Regions from separate parts of the Mus musculus genome. Here region 1 is linked to region 2. Evidence: chromatin loops called from intact Hi-C (ENCODE). Cell type or tissue: left cerebral cortex. All regions are shown on one strand. Each heading gives the region's core, and the rest is flanking DNA. Links, peaks and the distances in the headings are about the cores only.

The links. Hi-C counts contacts between places; a loop is a spot of excess contacts. Peaks named below come from ENCODE experiments on the same cell type or tissue, not always from the same donor. Only the 100,000 strongest peaks of a DNase experiment are listed, where the experiment ranks them.
Region 1: a loop joins it to region 2, with 6 times the contacts of the local background. A loop is called at or near these places in 24 of 42 quality-filtered maps.

The regions. Positions count from the first base shown.
Region 1 is chr5:21,735,740-21,738,542 of GRCm38, reverse strand. It overlaps Pmpcb (peptidase (mitochondrial processing) beta), which reads right to left and starts at 1,383. Exons shown (of 13, transcript NM_028431.2): 1 at 1,267-1,383. The coding sequence starts at 1,365. In left cerebral cortex, for the core only: CTCF peaks have their summits at 1,441 (motif pointing left) and 2,751; DNase peaks (open chromatin) are centred at 1,416 and 2,758; H3K4me3 peaks cover 1,445 bases; H3K27ac peaks cover 720 bases.
Region 2 is chr5:21,657,208-21,660,010 of GRCm38, reverse strand. All of the region lies in intron 4 of Armc10 (armadillo repeat containing 10), which reads right to left. Among named protein-coding and RNA genes, the nearest start is that of Armc10, 13 kb to the right of the region's middle. In left cerebral cortex, for the core only: a CTCF peak has its summit at 1,220 (motif pointing left); DNase peaks (open chromatin) are centred at 1,222 and 1,816; H3K27ac peaks cover 700 bases.

The DNA.
Region 1 (2,803 bases), core at 285-2,784, 78 kb before region 2:
CTACCTCTCCTACAGATGCTTCATATTCACTAAGGACAAAAAGTCAAGAAACTGAAATAACAATACAAAACTGACTGTGTAGAAGTGAGACAGACGGGATGCTCCTGTTCACAAAGGACAGACAGAAACAGGACAGATGCTTCAGAGGCTCTCGGGCCAACTGGTTTGACTACAGACGCTTCAGCAGCTTTTTCATGTTTTCATATTGAAATGAGAAAAACGTATTTCCTAAACCCTGACCCAAAAACCTGAGACTGACCTAACCGCCAGACACAGTGGTGGTTTGAATAGGAATGGACCACAGAGGCTCACAGATTTGAACACTTAGTCATCAGAGAGAGAGACTACTAGAAGGTTGGAGGAAGTGTGCCACTGGGGTGGGTTATAGGGTTTAAAATGCTCAAGCCAGGTCCATTATCTGTCTGTCTGTCTGTCTGTGTCTATCTCTTGCCAACCCAGATGTAGAACTCTTGGCTCCTTCTCCACCACGTCTGCCAGCACTCTGCCATGCTTCCTGCTCTGATGATGATGGACGAAACCTCTGAACTGTAAGCAGCCCCAGCTAATGTGTCTTCCTTTATAAGAGTTGCCATGGTCGTGGTTTCTTCACAGCCACAGCCACAGGTACTTAAGAAATGTGTACGAGCCCGCACTGTCCTGCTTCTGTGACCCAAAGGCTTTCTGCTCCCTGATCAAATAATACACCATGACCTGACTGTGCCCTACTGTGTAGGGGCAGGCGGATCTGAGGCCAGCCCGATCTACAGGGCAAGATCCAGGACAGCCAGAGATGTTACACAGAGAAACCCTGTGTAACAACGATGTCTCAAAATATCAAAACCAAAAGCAAACCCAACTTCAAATTCATAAAGCGCTTGTCCTAGTTTCCTTTTCTCGAGAGAGAACAGCCCGACATACAATAACATTGGTAATAGCAAACTAACAGACAGACAGACAGACACACACACACACAGAGAGAGAGAGAGATCCCTTTGGAGCAAGACAACTCTCAAATAAGGAAAACGCTGGGATAAAACTCGGATGAACTGAGGTTGACGCTGTCTGGTTTGGGTGTCCATGGGCTGAGGATGGCGCTGTCTGGTTTGGGGGTCCACGGCTCCTTTTCTTACCTCCCGCGGGTGGCGTGGAGGGGGAGCAGCCGCCCCGCCCCCTCTGCGCCCGGCCGCAGCGCCCCGGGATAGCGGATCCGGAGGCCCGGCCCAAAGCACACCGGGAGCCGCCGGGGCACGGCGGAGCGAGACTCACCTGAGCAGCGGCGCGGCGAAGCGGAAGCCTTCGTGTAAATCCCCACAGGCGCCGCCGGGCCTCTGGCAACAGCGTCCGGGATAGAGCGGCCGCCGCCATCTCTGCGGTGGAGAAAGTGGAGATGTACTTCCGGGTCATGACTCCAGGCCCCAGAACTAGAGGCTGGCTCCACCCTGTGGCGGCAGCAGGAATTGCAGTCTCTGAAATTCCTTTGATTCTGTGTCTGGGCTTAGAACCCTCAATCCCTTCACCCTTTGACTCCCTCCCCAGTTCGCTCCAAATAATCAGGTCTGTAGAAATGATGTGCAAGACACACAAGGGACAAAGTGAACGGAACATGTATCCCCAGGCGGTTGGAGTTAATCAGAGAGATCCAGTGCGGGAGGGACAGACACATTGAAGGATCTATCATGTTGGTCTTCGTTGTTCTAATGTTTATAGCGTTGCTTATTCTATTCCATAGGAATACCTTTGCCGAGATTGCTACTAAAAGACAGACGCTTTACAAACATAATCTTACATTCTGTTACCATGATTTAATGTTATTTACTTCCACGTCTTAGGGCTCTGCCAAAACAAACTGCTCTTACCCGTTCCTGGGTGCCTCTTTATCCACATACACTCTAATGAAACTAAAATTTGTCAAATAGCCACTTTAGCCAATTGTCCCAGGGTTTGAGGCTTAACGAAAATAGCAAGCACTTTTTAAAATTAAAGCTTTTTATTTAACTTATTATGGGGAGGGGGTGGGTGCATGCCACTCCAAGCTTGTGGAGGTCAGAAGACAACTTTATGCAATCAGTTGCCCCTTCTACCTTTGCATGAATTCTGGGGGTGGAACTCAGGTGGACAGGCTTGCACTGCAAGTGACTTTACCCGCTGAGCTGCCTGCAAGCCCCTAGCAAGCTCTTTTCTGTGAGGAAGCGACTATTACTTTGCTAATTTTACAGTGGGAACTGAGGTATTGGCTGCCTAACAGGCTGTTTAACACTAAAGAGTGTGCGCTGTAACTTTAGAAGTTGGAGTTCTGTCTAACTTGACCCCTTGTTGCCTAATACCTAATTTACATTATCGTTCAGGTATCCTTTTCCCACCCAGCCTCCTCTTTTAACTATTCACCATTTAACAACAAGACAGGAAAATCCGGGCCGGGCGTGGTGGCGCACGCCTTTAATCCCAGCACTCGGGAGGCAGAGGCAGGCGGATTTCAGAGTTCAAGGCCAGCCTGGTCTACAAAGTGAGTTCCAGGACAGCCAGGGCTACACAGAGAAACCCTGTCTCGAAAAGCCAAAAAGACAGGAAAATCCCTTGGGCGCCTCATTGTCAGTTTGTAGCTGTAATGGTGACAACCAGTCAAACGTCCAAACCAGGAACTCCATGTCACCTTTGGTTCCTGCCTCTGACTTTCCACTCTGACTTCTTGCTATTTTATCGATAGCCATTCTAAGTGTAGAAGTTTAGACAACTGCCCTCCAGCTGGCGGCGCTGTTTGCGAAGGTTGTGGAACCTTTAGGCAGTAGAGCCTTACAGTAGAAGG
Region 2 (2,803 bases), core at 112-2,611:
GCTATAAATCTGTTCATTATGAGTGTAGGAGAGGAGAATCTGGTCTCGGAAACAATAGAAACCGCTCATTGAATCTTTTTGAGTGTATATATGTATGTGCACCATGTGTGTGAGTGCCTGCAGACGTGAGAAGCGGACACTGGAACCCCTGGAACTGGAGTTACCAATGGTTATGTGGTTGCTTGGAACTAGGCCTGAGTCCTTTGCAACACATGCTCTTAAGTGCTGAGCCACCTCTCCAGCCCCAAGATGTCGCTTTGTAAAACATTAACCTACATATTAAATTACAAGACATGCAATTAAAGGGAGAAGAAAGAGGGGACAAAAGCCAAGAAGAAACACCACCACCACTTCTCACTAGACCCAGGAAGGACCCAGAATGTACATTTTTATAACAAATTAAACAGGCAATAGATACCGACCATAGAACTTTGGAGGAGAGGGTGATGGGGATCAAACCTAGGGTCCCCTACCACCCTACCAGGGCACCACCCTACCAGGGTCTACCTTGGATCTAGACTATTACATCATACTGTATGCCTCCAACTCCTTTGGTCACACGAAAACTTAATTATTAAAGTGAAGATGTAAAGCTTTGGTTAGTCTCATTTTTTACCATCTTCTAAGTTTAGTAAAATGGACACATGGTCATGGTAAAACGTCAAGCAGTGCAGAAGAGAACAAGGTAAAAACAAAAGCCTGATGCTAGAGGCCCAGCCTGTCCCAGAGTGGGGGTCCTGCTGATGCTAGAGGCCCACCCTGCCCGAGAGTGGGGGTCCTGCTGATCCTGCCCCAGAGTGGGGGTCCTGCCAACCTGTTTATGCAGGATTGGGTTGTTCAGGCAGATGCTTCTAGGGAAATTATGAACTCTTAGGACAGCCAGAGTGACTTCTGACCCTTTGGTGCCCTCCCAAGAGCGACTGGGACATCTCAGCTGGCATGATGCTGTCAGCAACACTAGTGCCAGTCTAAGAAACAAAGTGCCTGCCTGTAAAGTCGATGAAGCCTGGAGCAGAAGAACAGGAGCAAGAGCTGTGTAAGAAACAGACAGCTTTGAACCTAGGAGATGGCCTGCTCACAATCAACCAGAGACAGGAAGGGCGACAGCTGGCTAGTGTCTGAGATTGCTATCCTCTACAGGCTAAACACATTTATGGGCTACAGTTCCCTTTGAAACACTAAGTTCTGGTTTTCCCCTTTCTTGCCACAGGCGCCACCTTGTGGTGACCCAGGCCATTTATGCGGTTGGCTCTCACTGCAGAGAGCAAACACTTCCCAGGATTTTGTATTTGTTGAGTCAGTGGTGCAAGCACAGATGGTTAGAGCGCGGCGAGTTCACCACCACAAGTGAAACAAGACCTTTAAAAGTCACTCTGGGGCATCCCGAGGAACATGCACGATGGGCACAGACAAATGGACGACTATGGAAAAGTTCATTTGCAAGTCAGAACTTTACTCTCAGATTCTACGGGGAAACAATGCCATAGCAGGTGGCCAGGTTCCCATCAAAAGTTGAAAAATGCTAGGCAATGCTGTATAGAAGAATACAACAAAATGACACGAGCCATCTATTAAAATGTTGTAGACTTCATCAGCCAGACGAGACACATATCTACAGATCCAAATACCCCTGCTTGCCTCTGAACTGACTAGAGTTCTTCCTGGGCTCCGGGAAAGCAGCTGCAGAGACAGTAAAGGGAGAGGCTTTGCATACAGCACATTACATTACAGCGCAGAGTAACATTACAGCGCAGAGGCAAAGCATCTTCTTGGGTCCTAAAACGCTAAGTCATCTTCCACTGGGATGAGCGATGAGGAAGGCTGGAAATAGCCTGGAGCTGGAGCTGGCCTAATGCTTATGTTTCATTTTGAATGCCTGGGTATGCCTTAGACCAGATCCAAACAAGCTGGGCTACAGGAAATGTAGAAAACCCATGTGCCAACACCTCAGAAGCACTGGACCACAGTGAGGCACTTCCTTATACAGTTACGTCCTGATAACCCCAGAAGTACTCAGATGATGGCAGACACTTGGGGCACATCATCATAATAGTCCTTCCTAAATACTAATGCAGCCAACAGTGGTACCTACCTACACATCTCAGCACCTGGGAGGCTGAAACAGGAGAGTCGAGAGTTCAAGACCAGCCCAGGACACACAGTGCGGTCTCAAAAATAATAATAAAAAAAGAAAGAGAGGAAGGAAGGAAGGAAGGAAGGAAGGCAGGCAGGCAGGCAGGCAGGCAGGCAGGAAGGAAGGAAGGAAGGAAGAAAGGAAAGAAAAAAGACAATTCGACTTGGGGCTAGCTAGAGGACTCAGAAGGAAAAGCCCTTGTAGTAAAACCCAGCAACCAGACACAGTTCAAGTCCCCAGCTGGAGAGATGGCTCACAAACATCTCTAATGGGAACTGATGCCCTCTTCTACCATGCAATATATGTATCAACAAAACACACCCATATAAACAAATAAATCTTAAACAAACAAAGTTGTCCTCTGATTTCCATGAACACACTGTGGCACACACCCTTTCCCATCATATATGCAAATAATGAATAAAATTTAAAAATAAAACCACATCCCGTGCATTCAAACACCCATGCATTTTGCTTTCAACTGTCTGCTAGAACACAAGTCTACCATTACAACTGGCCAATCTACATACTACCGTGTGCTTTAAAAACATAGCAATGAGAATGGACTTTAACACGAGAGATTTATTCAGACTTTCTGATGTCTCCTGAGGTCTTAGCGGCCAGCATCATGTCTGCTGCCTCCTCCATTTGTACAACTGGACAAATGAA